2 separate regions of the Mus musculus genome follow, and region 2 is linked to region 1. A link is a loop called in an ENCODE intact Hi-C map of the cell type or tissue named here. Cell type or tissue: heart. All regions are shown on one strand.

The links. Peaks named below come from ENCODE experiments on the same cell type or tissue, not always from the same donor. Only the 100,000 strongest peaks of a DNase experiment are listed, where the experiment ranks them.
Region 2: a loop joins it to region 1, with 2.0 times the contacts of the local background. A loop is called at or near these places in 6 of 42 quality-filtered maps.

Annotation. Positions count from the first base shown.
Region 1 is chrX:77,575,205-77,583,204 of GRCm38, forward strand. The region is part of intron 1 of Tbl1x (transducin (beta)-like 1 X-linked); the gene reads left to right. Among named protein-coding and RNA genes, the nearest start is that of Gm52447, 63 kb to the right of the region's middle. In heart, no CTCF peak of the experiment used is centred here; a DNase peak (open chromatin) is centred at 4,987.
Region 2 is chrX:77,633,295-77,641,294 of GRCm38, forward strand. Tbl1x (transducin (beta)-like 1 X-linked) reads left to right here. Exons shown (of 16, transcript NM_020601.2): 2 at 252-346. Gm52447 (a long non-coding RNA gene) reads right to left here. Exons shown (of 3, transcript XR_003953113.1): 2 at 4,832-4,892. Among named protein-coding and RNA genes, the nearest start is that of Gm52447, 5.1 kb to the right of the region's middle. In heart, a CTCF peak has its summit at 4,998 (motif pointing left); no DNase peak of the experiment used is centred here.

The sequences.
Region 1 (8,000 bases):
GACAGGGTCACTCAGTCACTCAAACCACTTGTTTGAGGTACAACAAAGGACTGCAAATATTATAAGCTGCTTGATGTATAGAACTGGAGCTTCATAATCATTCTGAATTCCAGAGCCTTATAATACAAAATGCTAGCTAAGTACTGTAAAATGATGTGAGTGTCCTGTATTTGGCAATCAGCAGCAAGAGGTAGGTGTATTACTTGCTACTGGCTGCTGAAACAGTATACTTTCTATAAACTTAGATATATAAAACAGCGCAGGTTTACTGTCATACAGTTTGGAGGTCACAAATCTGAAGTCAGCTCATTTTGTTAAACGCAATATCATGTTATTTTTTGGATGTTATTTTCAGGGGAAACCCATCCATGTTTTAGAGGCTACCACATCCCTTAGTCCATAGCCCCTTCCACTCTGAAAGCCAGAGGAGACTGATCATATTTTTTCTTACAAAGGATCACAGGCATTGGCTTTTGCCCTCTTCCTCATTCAAAGAACTCTTTTGAGAACACTTGTGGATAGAATTGGTTTGTGTGATATGAACTGCTTTAGAAGACTAGTAGTGGGAGAGCGGCTCTTGTGTGTTCTATTTAGTATATACTCTCTCATAAAACCCAGAGTGTTTTCTCTTTCCTAAATGCTGTCAGCTCTTTAGCAACCTAACATTTTTTTTTTATGGTTTTAGAGCTTTATTGTAGAAAGGCAGGGGGAAAGAGACAAGGTAGAGAAAAGGAGGGCTAGAGCGTAAGAAAGATGAGAGCTTAGAGTCCTTTTATCTGTAACTTATATTCCCCCTTGCCAGGAATCATCCATAGTTCCAGCTTGAGGGGATTGAAGTGAGGGAAACTCTAGTGGGGAGGACATTTTTTCCCTGCTAAGAATGGAATTTGAAGTATTGTATATAATTCTTGGGAATGTTACTGGTCCCCATCTCCACCCCTTCTGGTGGCATAGAAAGCACATGTCCAGGCAGCAAATGGAAGGAACATACTTTGTTTGTTTTTTCTCAGACAGTGATTTAACTCATGGCATGTTTTTGAATGATGAGCCATGGTCTGATCTCTGCTTTAGGAAGAGTTGTATATTCTTGCAGGAGAAATTATCAGGTTGACCTCAATTTCTTGCCACTGTGCAGAGACTAGAGAACCATGGAAGTGACAGTCTGTGTAGATACATGAAGTGTTAAGAATTCTATGTGGTTATAGTCATAGGACTTAATATCTGGTGGGTAGAATTCTGTGGGTGGTGGGTGGAGGAAGAGAGTCCAAGAGGTCAGTGTTTGGAACCTGGAGGCAAAGGGCACCAGTTGGTAAGTCAGAAGACTGAAGAGAACTTAAGGTTGGAGTAAGTATACCTCTGAAATAAGAAGTTCTGGATACCCAAGTAAAGCTGCAAATGAAGGCTGCTTTAGTCACTGTTCTGTTGCCATGAAGAAACACCATGACCATGGCAACTCTTATAAAAAGAAAGAATTTAATTTACTTTCAGAGGTTTAGTCCTTTATCATCATGGCAGGGTGGTTGGTGGCATGCAGGCAGACATGATGCTGGACAAGTAGCTGAGATTTCTAAATCCAGATAGGAAGCCGGAAGAGGGAGCATGGGCTTTTGAAACTTCCAAGCTAGCACACTTTCTCCAACAAAGGTCACACCTACTCCAATAAGGCTATATGACTCCCTAATTCTTCTCAAGTAGTTCCACAATGACTAAGCATTTAAATATATGAACCTACAGGGACCATTCTTACTCAAACCACCACAAAGCCCATGGAGGAAATAGGAGCTTCAAAAAAAGATTTAGTGTTACCACCATAACAGTTAGGGTTAAGACAATGGTAGTGAAATGATGATGGTAGTGAAAAGAGGGCCAAGGACCTCACCTTCAGTTTAGAAATATGGGAGATGAAGAAGTAATCCTAAAGCAATATGACAACAATTTAAAACAATATAAAACAATTGCATTGTTCCCATACTGACTTGTTTTATACATGGTGACTGGGCCAAACCCCAGTGTAGTCAGAGGTTGCTTGGAATGGGGAGTCCACGTGTAAGTCTCCAAGGGCTCTGTCTTTGAATGCAGTGGCTATTACATAAGGCACAAATGGAGGCGGTTCTGAAACAGCAATGCCAGATGGTTCTGGGAAGTAGGCAGGTCGAGGCTCACTGTTGCATCTGTAGAGTTTATTGAGGTTATTGTTTTAACACAACAGATGTAGAAAGCTCCTTTGGTGGTTCACATGGTTCTAATCTGGGGCCTCTTTTTCTCATCAATGTTGTCATATTTAAGAAGTCCTAGTGTCTGTGTAGAGACATATGCTCAGGACTTGACTTTTCCTAGTTGGTTCAGCAAAAACCTTCACCATCTTGGTTATTGACCAAGTAAACATATGGTGACAATGTGATCCATTATCCAAATATAGACAGTTTTGAAATAGAATCACTTAATAATGATTCTTCTGTCATTAATGTCAACTTCTGAAATGGCAAGGCTTTGTGATATTTTTATAGTTTCTTACAACTGTAATATTTTGATCAGTGTCTGGTATGATAAAATATTGTTTCTCTAATAAGCTGACTTATTTGTGCCTCAGAGGCTAAGCTCTCAAGAGTGTTAAAAAAAAAGGTGGTGTTTACTTCTCAGAGTTACTACCCTTCCAACTTGCAGAATACTGAGTCCATGTGTTTCTACACTAAACTTACTTGCTAAAATTTAAGTAGACTCCATATATACCAAATGACTACTCCTTATGTGCAGGACTTGAGATAATAGGGGGAGTCCAAACATATCCTACTGGGACTTGAGATAGCTCAGTGGTCAAGAACATTTCTTGTTCTTCCAGAGGACTCAGGTTCACACCATCCATAACCGCAGTTCCAAGGCATCTGACACCCTGTGCTAACCCCCGTGTGTACTAGGCATGCATGTGGTGTACATACACATGCATACAGGCAAAACACTCATATGTGCTAAATAAAACCTAAAACCAAACAAATTAAAGAGACAGAAAGACAGAGATGGAAGCTTGCTTTATTTTTAGCCAGGAAAGCAGTAGAGAAGACATTTGCTGTCAAGAAAACATTGCCTTTGCTGTATTCCTTTTGTCAAAGGAACCTAAGTCACTGGGTTTTTGTCTGAGAGAACGGGATTCAATTAGTCACTCTGTTCACACAGATAAGAGGAAGAGCAGACACAGGGAAGAGCCTATTCAGGCAGTTGGCTCTTGTATAACCAGAACATACTGCAATTCAAGTTTGAGGCCTCTGATTCTCATATTGTAATGATTGTGTTTCTAGACTGAAATGTTAGGGTTTTTCCTTCTGAAATTCCCAACCCAAATTCATGACAATGTTTTAATGCTAGATGTTTCAAAATTATTTCTTAAGGAATCTGGACAAATTTTAATGAACCCACCAGATATTGTTAACAGTCTTATGTATATAGACTCATGAATGTGACTATTTTGTAAATAGTCAGATCTTTGTGTAATAAATGGAAATATTATTTAAACATCGCCATAGAATACAGTTTCATTGTGTAGTATGGTCTTGCTCTTTAGGTATGCTTTTCTGAAGCATTAGATTATGAAAGCCAAGCTTTGGGTTTTACTGTATAGGTAATCCACACAATGTTTTGATACCAAAAAAAAATGTTATTCTTGTAGGCCAGGCATGGTGGCTGATGCCTATAATTTCAGCATTTAGAGGTAGAGATATGGGGATTGCTAGGACAATACTGATCTACATTTCAAGTTCTGGCTCAATTAGGGCTACATAAGGAGAACCCATCTCAAATGAATGGAAATGAAGTGAAACAAATTAGCAGTGGATGTTTAACTTAGTTGGTGGAATACTTCCCTAAGCATGCAGGAAACACTGGGTTTGTTCCCCAGCACTACATAGAGATATGGTAGTGTATGCCTTTTAATGTTGGAACTCAGTTGAAGGCAGGGGATAAGGAAGTCAAGATCTCTCAAGCTGCTTAAAGAGTCCCAGACCATTTACATATACATAGAGTCTGCTTCAAAAGAAAGACAAAGAAAGGGTCTTAAGCTGGGGATGTACTTCAGTGGTAGAGCACTTGCCTAGCACATGCAGGGTTCCAGGGTTTAATTTCTAGCATTGCAATAAACACATTTAAAGTATAGATGAATAAAAAAATTTAAAAAATGTTCTAGCCTTCATGCATTATTATTTATAATAAGTTGAAGGCTTGAGGGCAGGGGTGAATGACCCTGATCGCCATATGATAGGTTATTAAACAACTGTTTAAACCAATATTATGGATACTTACTTCCTGGTAGAGGAGACACCATGATCCTGAAGGTGTTTCCCCGAGTGTGAGGCTTATCCACTGCACTCTGTATATACTTACTGGCACCAAAATGTGATTGCAAGATTCAGCAAGTTTTTTCTGCAACCTCTTGTGACCAGCATGTAGCTCATTTGGGCTTGTGAGTGGTTCTGCATGTATCCTGGGAGTAAGCCAGGCTGCAGGGAACTGTACCATAGCCACCCAGATTTTATTTGTTAGTTATTTTTTAGTGTTGCCATTTAGCCAGGATTAAGAATTACTAAAGAACTGTCCCTGTTGTTTCCCCCTCCTTGAGAATGCTTTCTTTCTGGGACCCGCAGAAGAAATTTTATACACGCATAAGAAGTCTAGAAGCTGGGTTTTCTGATGGTTTGTTTTTATTATTGAATAAGCATTAGATCTGTGGTACCCATCCTCCCAATAGAATGCTGTGTTCATTGGCAAACTTTGGGTTAGTAGTACCTTCATGGTGGCTTCAGCTCTATTTCTCTTTGTTGTTACCATCTACTTTCTCTGGCCCATCTTGTTATTTCATTTTTGTTATTTTGTATGTGATTGTGAGATCATTTCCCCCCTCCTTTCCTGGGTGGGGAAAGATAAGGGTTTCGCTTACTGAGACTGTTGTGGTTTCTTGGAGGTTGGTAGCTGGCAGTAGCTTTTGAATTCTGATGTGTTAGCGGCATGCATCCTATTTTAATCTCGCTTCCTGTGGAAGTGCCTCGGGGACACAATGTATTTCTAAATTTAGTGTGATGAATACTGGATCACACAGTTTCTGCCAGACCCTAGGCAAAGCTTTGGAGGTCATTCAGGTCTGAATGTGAGAGATATAGTTCTTCAAAAGTGGTTTATACAAGAAAGATTTCTAATGATTAACAAAGTACCCAAATCCTTGCATTTTACTGCAATTAAAAAGTCTTGGTGGCTAGAGAAATGGCTCAGTGGTTCAGAGTGCTCATTTCTCTTGCAGAGGACCTGAGCTCTGTTCCCAGCACCAAGTCAGTTGGTTCACTACTACCTGTAACTCTGACTCTAGGGACTCTTTTTCTGGCCTCTGTGCCATATACATGCACATACATATAAACACAAATAAAAAAATAACTTAGAAATAAATTCTTGTATGTCAGGTTTAACACACCCAAGTTATTTTCTATCTCTTTACCTGTTAAAGGGTGATCTTTCTCTAAACTCCATTGAAGTCTGGGCCTTAAATAGGCTTCATGAGGTTTACAGAAAAAGCAGAAAATGAAAGTGAGGTATTAGAGCTAGAAATGTTCATGAAGACCAGCACTCAGATCCCCAGCACCCATGTAAAAGTTGGGTGTGGTTGTGCCCATGTTTAACTTCATAAGCTGGGTAAGAGGTGCATGCGCAAGTGTGCATGAGCGCACACACAGACAGAAAGAGAAACAGAGAGAGAGAGAGAGACATGTATGCATTCGCCTACACCCTAAAAGCAAAGAAAAAGTTACAAGGAATTAGTGCAAAAACCATTTTTATTTTGATGTAAAAAGGAAAAGTTTGAAGTAATAATTTCTTTTTTTTTTTTTTTTTTTTTTTTTTTTTTTTTTTTTTTGAGAGGGAGACAGGGTTTCTCTGTGTAGCTCTGGCTGTCCCGGAACTCACTTTGTAGACCAGGCTGTAAACTCAGAGATCCACCTGCCTCTGTCTCCTGAGTGCTGGGATTAAAGGCATGTGCCACTACCACCCAGCTCAAAATACTTTGTTTTTATTTCCAGTGTTATTTATTAGTTGGTTTATTTTGTCACACAGTCTTACTCTGCATTCCAGGCTGTCCTCAAACTAGTGATGAGGTGACAGGTATGTGCCACGACTTTAGCTAACTGATAATTTTGATGAGCCAGGAGCAGAGAAGGAACATGCATTTTTCCATATATCTTTATCACTCCCAGCATATGGATAACATTAGGTGCCCCTTGAATGTTTTAAGGGGAAGGTGGATGATGAAAGTTACCCTACTCTACCAGGTTTTTGTCTAGGTAGCACAGTTCTGAATGACAAGACTATATATATTTTGCACGCACTATGGAGTTCAATCCCAAGACCAATTTTAGATATGACATTCTCTGCATGCCAGGAGGGATTCTGTGCACTCTTTAATGCATGTGGTAGAGTCTGTCCTGTAACATTGTTCCCATCTTTTATTTACTTTATGTAGGCAAGGAGCAGAAAGTCCTGAGTGTGTGGGACCCTGGGATCCTAAGCCAGCTGGTTCTGCCTTAGCTTCTCTGGCCTGGGATCTGTGCTCTTGATTCCTAGAAACTGCTTCACACGCAGAAATGACCACTCAGAGACCAGGCTCCTTGAGAGTACTTAGCAATTTTTTATCAAGGATCCAAAAGAGCATAGTCTGCAAGGAATAACTCTGATAAGACAGGCCTTACAGAATTCAGGCGTGGATGTGAAAGATAGAGGTGTTGATTTTGCTGCAGGTGTGAGGAGAGTAAATAGATTTTCTTCAAGGTCATGAGACTAGACAATGGGAAACTAGTTAGGAAACCTGTTCAATACCGCAGACAAAGAGTGAAGGGTGGGCCTAAATGGTCTGGCATTCATAAAATGGTTAACATATATTGCAAAGCTATGGATGAAGCAAATTTACCAGTTTGATCATGGAAAATCATTGCCTGTGTTGATTTATCTCTGAGTTCATTGATCTCCCTAATGTACTCATATACTACCTATATATTTGTGTCCTCTCAGCCCCTCATACTGTTCACAGTAGAATTTACCATTCCAGTAGAACTAAAAATAGTTGACCCTCACCCATACAGCATGTGGCTTAAGGTCTCCAGTAGATTCTTGATACCAATGTTTGTTTGAAATTTTTCTTTTTCTGTGCCTGCATATGTGTAATAAACTGAATATACATTATCACAGCATGAGATTAAAATAATAATAAATAAAACAGTTGTACCACTGTACTACGATAACTATATGAATGTGAATTTCCTTCATCATTATGTGGTACCCACTATTCCTGTGATGCCTCTGTGATGAAGTGAAGAGGGTAAGGTTAGCATGAAGCTTAATATTAAGTAAAATAAAAAAAATTTGAATGCATAAGCATTGTAGTGCTATGACAAGTCATATGATAAAAGAGATGTTTTCTAACTGACCAGTGGAGAAGTAGTGTATACAGTGTAGATATGCTGAACCAATGGACGAATCTCCCTCTAGATGAGGTAGAGGGGAACAGCACAATAATTCATACTTAAAACAGAGGAGTTTAGTTGTGGGATTTTGCACTTAATAGTTTTAGTTCACATACAGCTGAAATCAGCAGAAGTCAAACTACAGAAACCTCAAGTAAGGAAGGACTAGTGTATTGTAACTGTAGGATTTTGAACAGCATCCCAGATGTCTCTACTATTTCAAACCAAGAACATCCTCATCCTTAATTGTAGTAGCCTAAGATGTATACAGACCTTGTCACTGGGTGGGCATGGTCACTCACAGTTGGGAACAGCCCCTTAGAAAACTTGGGAATAAGAGCTGGAGAGATGGCTCCTTGTTTTAAGAGCACTGGCTGCTCTTCTAGAGGAATTGGGTTGCAGTCCTGGCACCCAGCTTACAACTGTCTGTAACTAGTTTCAGGGGATCTGATATCACCTTCTGGCCTCTGTGGACACTGTATTCATGTGGTGCATGCACATGGTTTGCATGTG
Region 2 (8,000 bases), 58 kb after region 1:
TCATTTCAGAATTGCTACATGCATAATAATGCCTAGCCAGCTATTTTAATCCCTATTCCATTTTTATTCTTTGCATCTAGAACCTGTATCTTCATCTAAAAGGTGAAGACAAAAACGATGAGCAAATAAAATGAAAAAATTTGACTTAGGATGAGAAGAATGTCTAAAGGAACAGGAGGGTTGAGATGTGGATATGCTGCCTTCATGGATTTTTATGACATTTGTTTGCAAATCTTTCTGTTTCTATGTAGGGTGGTCCTGGACTTTGTGAGCACCTCTCAAGTTCTGTGATCGGATACTGGGTAGCCCACTGTTCCAGAGGTCTACACATGCACTCACTGTGACGGTAAGGAACCTCCTTCCATGGGGCCACTCTACCTTGTGCCTGAAAATCCATTTGAGAAGTAGGCCTGCATTCTGCAAAGCTCTGCACTTGTTTCCAAATTACATTTAATAAAGAAATTGCAGGTACTTCAGCTGAAATTGAAGGAGAGAGGGAAGGCTGGAACATCAGCAGCCTACTGGGGCTTTCATACTTACTTTTCACCTTAGATGACCCTCTAAGAGTTTTGGATTTTGGCTGAGCTAAAATAAACTTCTCCAAGTGTTACTGTGAGGAGACAACACTCAAAAATCTTTCTTGTCAATATCATGAGCTACAAGTAAACTGCCACTTTTACTAGAATGGGACCCAGGAGTGTATCTTTATTTGTATCCCACATGTGAATTCACTGCTTCATTAGTTTGTGAATATGAATTATGTCTGTCTGCAGACTGACTTGCTGACTAACTTTGAAATTTTGTAGAAAGTTCATGCAGATTCCCCTGCATAAATCTAGTCACAGGCCAGGATTTACCAGACTGCAGAGAGTGGTGTGTGTGCCAACTGATCACTTGAAATACACATCCAAAGTATGCTAGGAAGTGGTTAGGGGTACAGCACAGCTGTAAGGCATCTGCTTATCGTGGATGTAGCCCCAGGTTTCATCCTGAGCACTGTAACAGAATAGTAAATAAACAAGCAAGGAAGTAAATAATTGTTCCTTTTGATTTGAGGGCTTTGTTTTATTTGCACATATTTAAATGTTCAGCTACATTTTAATGGCTTTTAGTAACTCTGACCCACTTTTTAAAAAATATCACAATGTTTATTATATCACTTCCAGAACATAAAGCTCTTCCGAAGGACTCAGGTTTGATTCCCATCCCCGAGCTTGGCAGCTCACAAGCATCTGTAACTCCAGTTTCAGGGTATCTGATGGTCTCTTCTAGTGGACACCAGGCATGCATGTAGCACACAGACATACATGTAGACAAAACACCCCCACGCATAAAATAATAAAAATTAAAGCTCCCAAAATATTGATGGATATAGTAGCTGCTTTAAAACGGATTAATAGTTCTTCACTAGTCCAGATCTAGAACTATTATATGGCCAAAAGTCTCTACTTCAAAATAAATACACCAAAGAATAAAACCATGTCCATGCAAACTCTTGCATGCCAGTATTCAGGGTATCATTTTCCAGAGCAGGCAGTTTTTTAGATTTACAGAAAAGTAAATTTAAAAATGACTGAAATATTGTGGGTCTTGTTCTAGTAAAAATCAATTGCTTTCTGTTGTAGAAATGAAAAAACCTGCCTTAGACTAGGAAAGACCAGAGAGATTTGGGGTGGAGGTGTCATTGAATTAGGCTGGGTTTTTTTGTTACTAAAGGAATTGTGTGAGGCTGGCTACTTACTCAAATATAGAAGTTTGTTTAACTCAGTTTTTGAGCCTGAAAGTCCAAACATCATATATAGGTAGGTCTGGCTCATATGAGGGCCCTGTAGCTTCACTCTCTTCATTGTCATCACATCGCACTGCTAAGAGGGATTACATCACAACACTAGGACACAGAGAAGGGGTAGGGGCCAGTCTGTGACCTCAGGAGACCTTGCCTTTTAAATTTCTACTACCACACTCATGTCAACATGTCACTTCTTGGGGGACACACTCAAACTGTTGTATTCAGTCCATAGTGATGAGCAAGCATCTTCTAATGGTTTATGTCTTGTGGGTCAGGGAACCTATGTTGAAGCCATTTGAACTTGCTGAATGCCAATCAGTTTATGTATATAAACTCTGGTGATAGGTGCTGGGTTGCTAATCTCAAGCTGGTGAAACACAGTGGTTTCTCTCTCATCTGTTGTAGCTGTTTTGAATTGGAGATAAAATCTCGACTCTCAGAGACAGGCTCCACAAGATAGGACCTTGATATGATACCTAGTATCAGGACTGAGATTGAGGGACCCTGCTCACTGCTGCTATTGCCTTTTTATTTTATTTTACATTTCAGGTATTAATCAGTCTTGGGGCCAGGAAGATAGCTCAGATGGAAAAGTGCCTCTCGTGTGACCATAAGCGACCTGAGTGGATTCCTGATACCCAAGTAAAAATTGGGTGCAGTGAATACTCAATACAACGATTTTAGTGTGTTGCCCCCAAGGATTCAGGTGCTAGAAGCAGTTGGGCAGTGGATATTTAAGAGGCATGGCCTACTGAGCTCACTAAATGGCTTCTCTTCTTCCCTCCTCTGTCTTCTGGTCATGTGATAGTGTTATGTACTCACTTGTAAACCTTGTGCTGAGGCAGGGGAGAAACTAGTAGATCCTAGAACCTCACTGACCACCCAGTCTACCCCAAATGGAAACTTTCAGGTTCACTGAGATAACCTGCGCCAAAAATTAAGGCAGAGAACAAGAGACCAGCATCTATTTCTTACCTCTGGCTTCCAAACGTGCACACACATACGTGCCTACACACATACTCTACACAAACACCACACAAAGTGTTATCAGTCTCGAACTAGCTATAGTGATGTACTCCTTTCACCCAGGACTCAGGAAGCTGAGATAGGAAATTGGTTTAAGGCCAGCCTGGTGTATATAAACAAGACCCTGTCTCAAAAAACAAACAAGCAATAAAATAAAACCACAAAAATGTTATCAGTCTTTTGACTGTGGAATTTAAACTGCTAAACACTTAATCAACAAAACTTAGTGCCTGTGTATACAGGTATAGAAAAGAGGCTTTCCAGGGTTAGGATGTGAATGCTCCCAACAGGTTCATGTACTTGAATACTTGGTCCCCAGATATGATATATTTTGAAATGTGTGTCACTTTAGGCAGTGAAGCTGAGGTAAAGGAGGCGCCAAGCCTCAACAATTAGAGCTGAGCCTGGTTCCTAGATAGGCTTGGTCCTGTGTGTTGGTATTGTCCAAGCCACCTGATTTACCAGTCTCGGGGGAGAAATTTTAAGAAAGTCTTACTGCTTGGCTTGTGCATATCCTTCACTACTGTGAAGTGGACTTCCACAGCAGATGTCTGCTCTTAACCACATAAACATGTCCAAGAATATTTACTTCTGGGTCTGCCTTCTGCATTCCTTTTGTGTAACATTACCTTCTGTCATGGCTGTGCACACGGGGTCTAGCGGAAAACCTTAGGAGGGCACATTTTAATCAATCCAGTAAGGCAGCCAGGCACAATACATCCCTCTTTGGCATGCCTTTTGCTGAAAATAATCTCATTTGAAAACCAGAGTTCTTTTTCTAACAGAAAACTCTCTTTTCTCAACCCTGTATTTAAGTCTTTGCCAGATTTTAATTATATTTTAATAAATGTAATCCAGTTCATTTTTACAATACAAAAATACAAAGTGAAAAGTTCAAAAACACACACAGATATATAAATGCAACATAACTGTCCATATAGACCTAGTTATGAATGATCAGGAGGGTGTAAAAACACAAAACAAGATGTAGTACCATGCGCACATCACCTATTTCTGCTGACTGATTTGTGCATGAGAGGTGAAGGATGCATGTGTGTTTAGGGGTGTGTTTGCTCATATAAGCAGGCACATGTGGAAGCCAGAGGTCCATGTCATGTGCTCCACTGCTTCTCCACATTTATTCTTTGAGTCTCACTGAACCTGAAGTTTGATCCTTTGAAAGGCCTACTAACCATCAAATCCCATCTCTGCCTATCTCTGAGCCACAGCCCTGAGGTTACACACCACATGCCAATCCTTTAAATAGGTACTGGGAATCTGACCCGAAGTCCTCATGTTCACATAGTAGGCACTTTCCCCACTGAGCCATCTCCCCAACCCTCACCTGGTTTTTCTGCCTAACGCTGTCATAGGCATTTTTCTCCTAAGTATTGTTTTAATGGCTGCATATTATTCCACTGTGTTATATTTCTTCCCAGCCTTTACTTATTTGCATATTTTCACAATTGGGATCAAACTATAAAATGCACACTGACCATCTTTTTGTGTATTTCCTTCCCTTCTCCCATTGTTAATCCAATGTACAAACAAAGGAGTATCTATAGTAGAACAGGAAAGACATTTACAGAGAGAGGACCTCAAGTGTCACTGTATCAGTCTGTTGTCATGAGGAAATTTCCAAGGCTGACTACTTATTAATGAAAAGAATTTTGTCTTAAGGTAGCTACCAATTATGAAATGAAAATAAATGTAACTTAGAGACCTTATTATGGAAAAAAAGCCAGGGATTTATGAGCTGCTAAGACTAATTCAGCAGAGAAACGGACACCTTATGAAAACTTATTTAGTATTCATATATGCATGTAACGTTTGTCTTTCCTGCTCTTCATGGAAGGGGGGTACATTGAGACCATTTTTCATCCTCTGTGGTTGGCTGTTTTGGGTTCTCATGGAAATAGGACAGAGTCCTGAGTCTCAGCAGATAATTTCTTTTACCTCAGACTCTTCCAGCATAAAAAACAGCATGCTAATAGCAGGAACAAGATACTTTCTTACCTCTCTGAGAAACACAGGCATCTTGTCATGGCCATAAAAGTTCTCTGAATCATGGGACAAGCTGTGAAAGGAGAATTTTTGCCATATAATGACGTGTCAGATGTATTACCCACACTAAAATATGAGTACCTTGTACCATCGTCTTCACTGCAGAACAAAACTGCCCTCTTGTGGCAAGTAATGAATTCGTTCTCTGTATCCTTAAAGCAGCACCATCTCTCTGAACTAGGGAAGCCTCAGGTTTCCATTTTTAAAGATACTGCATAGCAATTTAGATCTTGTTGATTTTGAGCAACCCTCTTGTTTCCCCAGGAATAATAGCTATTGGATACTGTAAGCACACATGAAAACCGGTAATAAATAAGTCACTTAACCATCTGTGGATACTGAATCTTGACCTGTTTTGTGAAGGAAAGGGAATTTCTGCAACCTTAAAGTCTTAAAAAGAAAACAAAAACAGCAGACATAATGTTCTCTTAATTTCTTGAGATCTATAACCCAATTATTATTTCTGTTGACACTTATTTCTAGTGCAAGAGGTTCAGAGATGTCATCAACTTTTTTTTTTTTCAAAAGCAGGGAAGGAGGGAGGGGGGAATTGATTTAGTTGTGGCTTCAACTCCAGATAGAATTAAGTTACTTTCATTATTTCCATTCCTGTACAGTCCCAACTTCAAAGACTTCCCATCAACTACTTGAAGGTGTCTCCATTAAAAACTAGTTCAGGCAAGAAAATAAACTCAGATGAAACATCTTCCCTATTCTGTTTGGGGCTGAGCATTTCTATGAGCATAACAAATGCTCCCTTTTATTTGTAACCAGGAGGGTTGCCAAACATTTCTTGGAGACTCTCAGCTTCAAGCTGAAGTGGGTGCTCTCCTACTAATTGGTCATGTGTTAAATGAGAGCTGGATTTCCACTTGTATGTGGCTAGAGATGGCCAGTGTGGCTCTCTGCATTGCTGTTTCCTTTGATTGGCCATTTTTCAAATTATTTTCTTTCTGTCACTATAATAATGCAATATGACTTCTGCCATCCCATAACAAGTTGTTGATAGAAAAATCAGATGTTTGTAGCTGTGTGGGATGTAGAGAAACCCTGAGACTGTAAGCCTGTCACTGCAGCTAGGACTTTCATCATTATGACATTACTCAGCCTTACCAAGTCTGCTGGTATGCTCAGGTACCGTTTTTTTTTTTTTCTACACATATGTTTGCATTTTCTAACTTCTTTAAGTTATATTTTTGTTAGCTTTCAATGTGAATTTATAGCTATTTACTGAGTCTATTTCTTCCCTCTAAGGTACCAAGTAGAAATCGCAGGTCATAGTTTTGTGGCAATGTTTGCACAAATACATTAGTATCAACAAAGGAAGATAAGCATTTTTATATATGTATTTTATTAGTTTCTTGAAAGATTTATACATGTATGCAATGTATTTTCTTCTCACTCATTCATCAGTCTTAACTGGTTGGTGTAGCATAGTCATTTCCATGAGATCTCTGTCCCCCCATGTTTCCTGCATCTCTTTCTTTACTTGGAGCCCTGACACAGAAGTAATGTCAAGGTGACATGTGTAGCTACTTGACCCCACACCTGTTCACCACCCTTGGGGCTTCTCATATCCTGTATATAGAGTGACCTTTAAGTTTATGGTGAAGACCCCTTTAAACTTCTCCAAGAGATGACACTGTGATGCATATTTCCCCAGGACCACACTTGTCATTCTTCCAAGGAAGACTTGACATCACTACCAGTCTGCTCAGGTGTCTTCTGTATGGTAAAGTACTGATCCAGCCACATCTGCCCACGTCGGTTCAGGGTTCCATGTGTGTAGGTTCCATTACCATGCACATTCTGAATTATAATGCACTGTGGTTTCACTGACTAAATACAAAATCAGCTGATTGTACTCTATGTTGACCTTGAATCTGGCTTCCCTGGTATGGTTCATATCCTGACCCTAAAATATATGCCAGCTTTTCTCTTTTTGGGAAAACATTTTGCCTGGAAGATAGAAACACACACGCGCGTGTGTGTGTGTGTGTGTGTGTGTGTGTGTGTGTGTGTACATACACACACATACACAACCAGCTTAAGAGAGAAAGGGTTTGTTTTGCTTAGAATTTCATGATATAGCCCATCATTGAGGAGAAATCAAGACAAGAACTTGAAGCAGATAGTTCAAAGGAAAGAGCCAAAGAGAATGTGAATGTGTGCATGTGTTCAGCTTGCTTTTTTTATATTCATCCACTCAGGACCCCGCTCCACCAGCGTGCCAATCAAGTGGGCTGGGCTTTCTCTTATCAATTAACACTATCAAGAAATTTGAGGTCTGTGGTTTATGCTGTGGCAGGATGCCGAGTTGATGTCAGTGATCCCAGCTACATCGCAGGGCTGTGGTCCATGGCTCTACTGCAACCCAGGAACCCTGTTTGTGGTGTGTTGATATTACAAACCATGTCAAAGCCCATAATCTATGTCCTCATGGTCTTTTTAAACAAATAAGCCACTTTGACAGATATTGATGACTAGAGGCAGTTGAGAAAGAGGGCATAGAAGATAACCCCCCCCAATAGTGATAGCCTAGACAGGAAGCCATGAGGAGAACTCTTAAAACTATGATAGGATGCTGAGGTGTTGCCCTCCACAATAGATAACTTCTGGCAGGGATGCCAGAAGGTAAGGACTCACTTGTCTCCATTTAGTGACCAGGCCACTGAGGCTTTGACCACGCTCTACTGAATCTAGAGATAATACAAATTCCATTTTTTTTTGGCTGGGGGTGTAACAGGGATGGGGGGTGGACAGGGAAAGACTAGAAAATGAATGTGATAGTGGTATATGATTCAAAATCTCCAAATAGTCAATAAAAATATGTTGGAAAAAAAAGATACTCCTTCTCAGACATGGCCATAGGCCAGCTTGATCTAGATGGTTCTTCATTGAGTCTCTTCTCAGGCCACTCTCGATTGTGTCAACTTTCATATACACACATATTTATATGTTCATGTGTATATACACATACATCTATCTGTCTAGTTATAATACAATATGATGGTAATTGGTCAACCCATAATAAGTATGTGATACTGTATTTAAATCATCTCAAAGGGGTATAGCTAAAGTAGTAGAGCACTTGGCCTAATAAGGCCCTGAATCTGTCCCT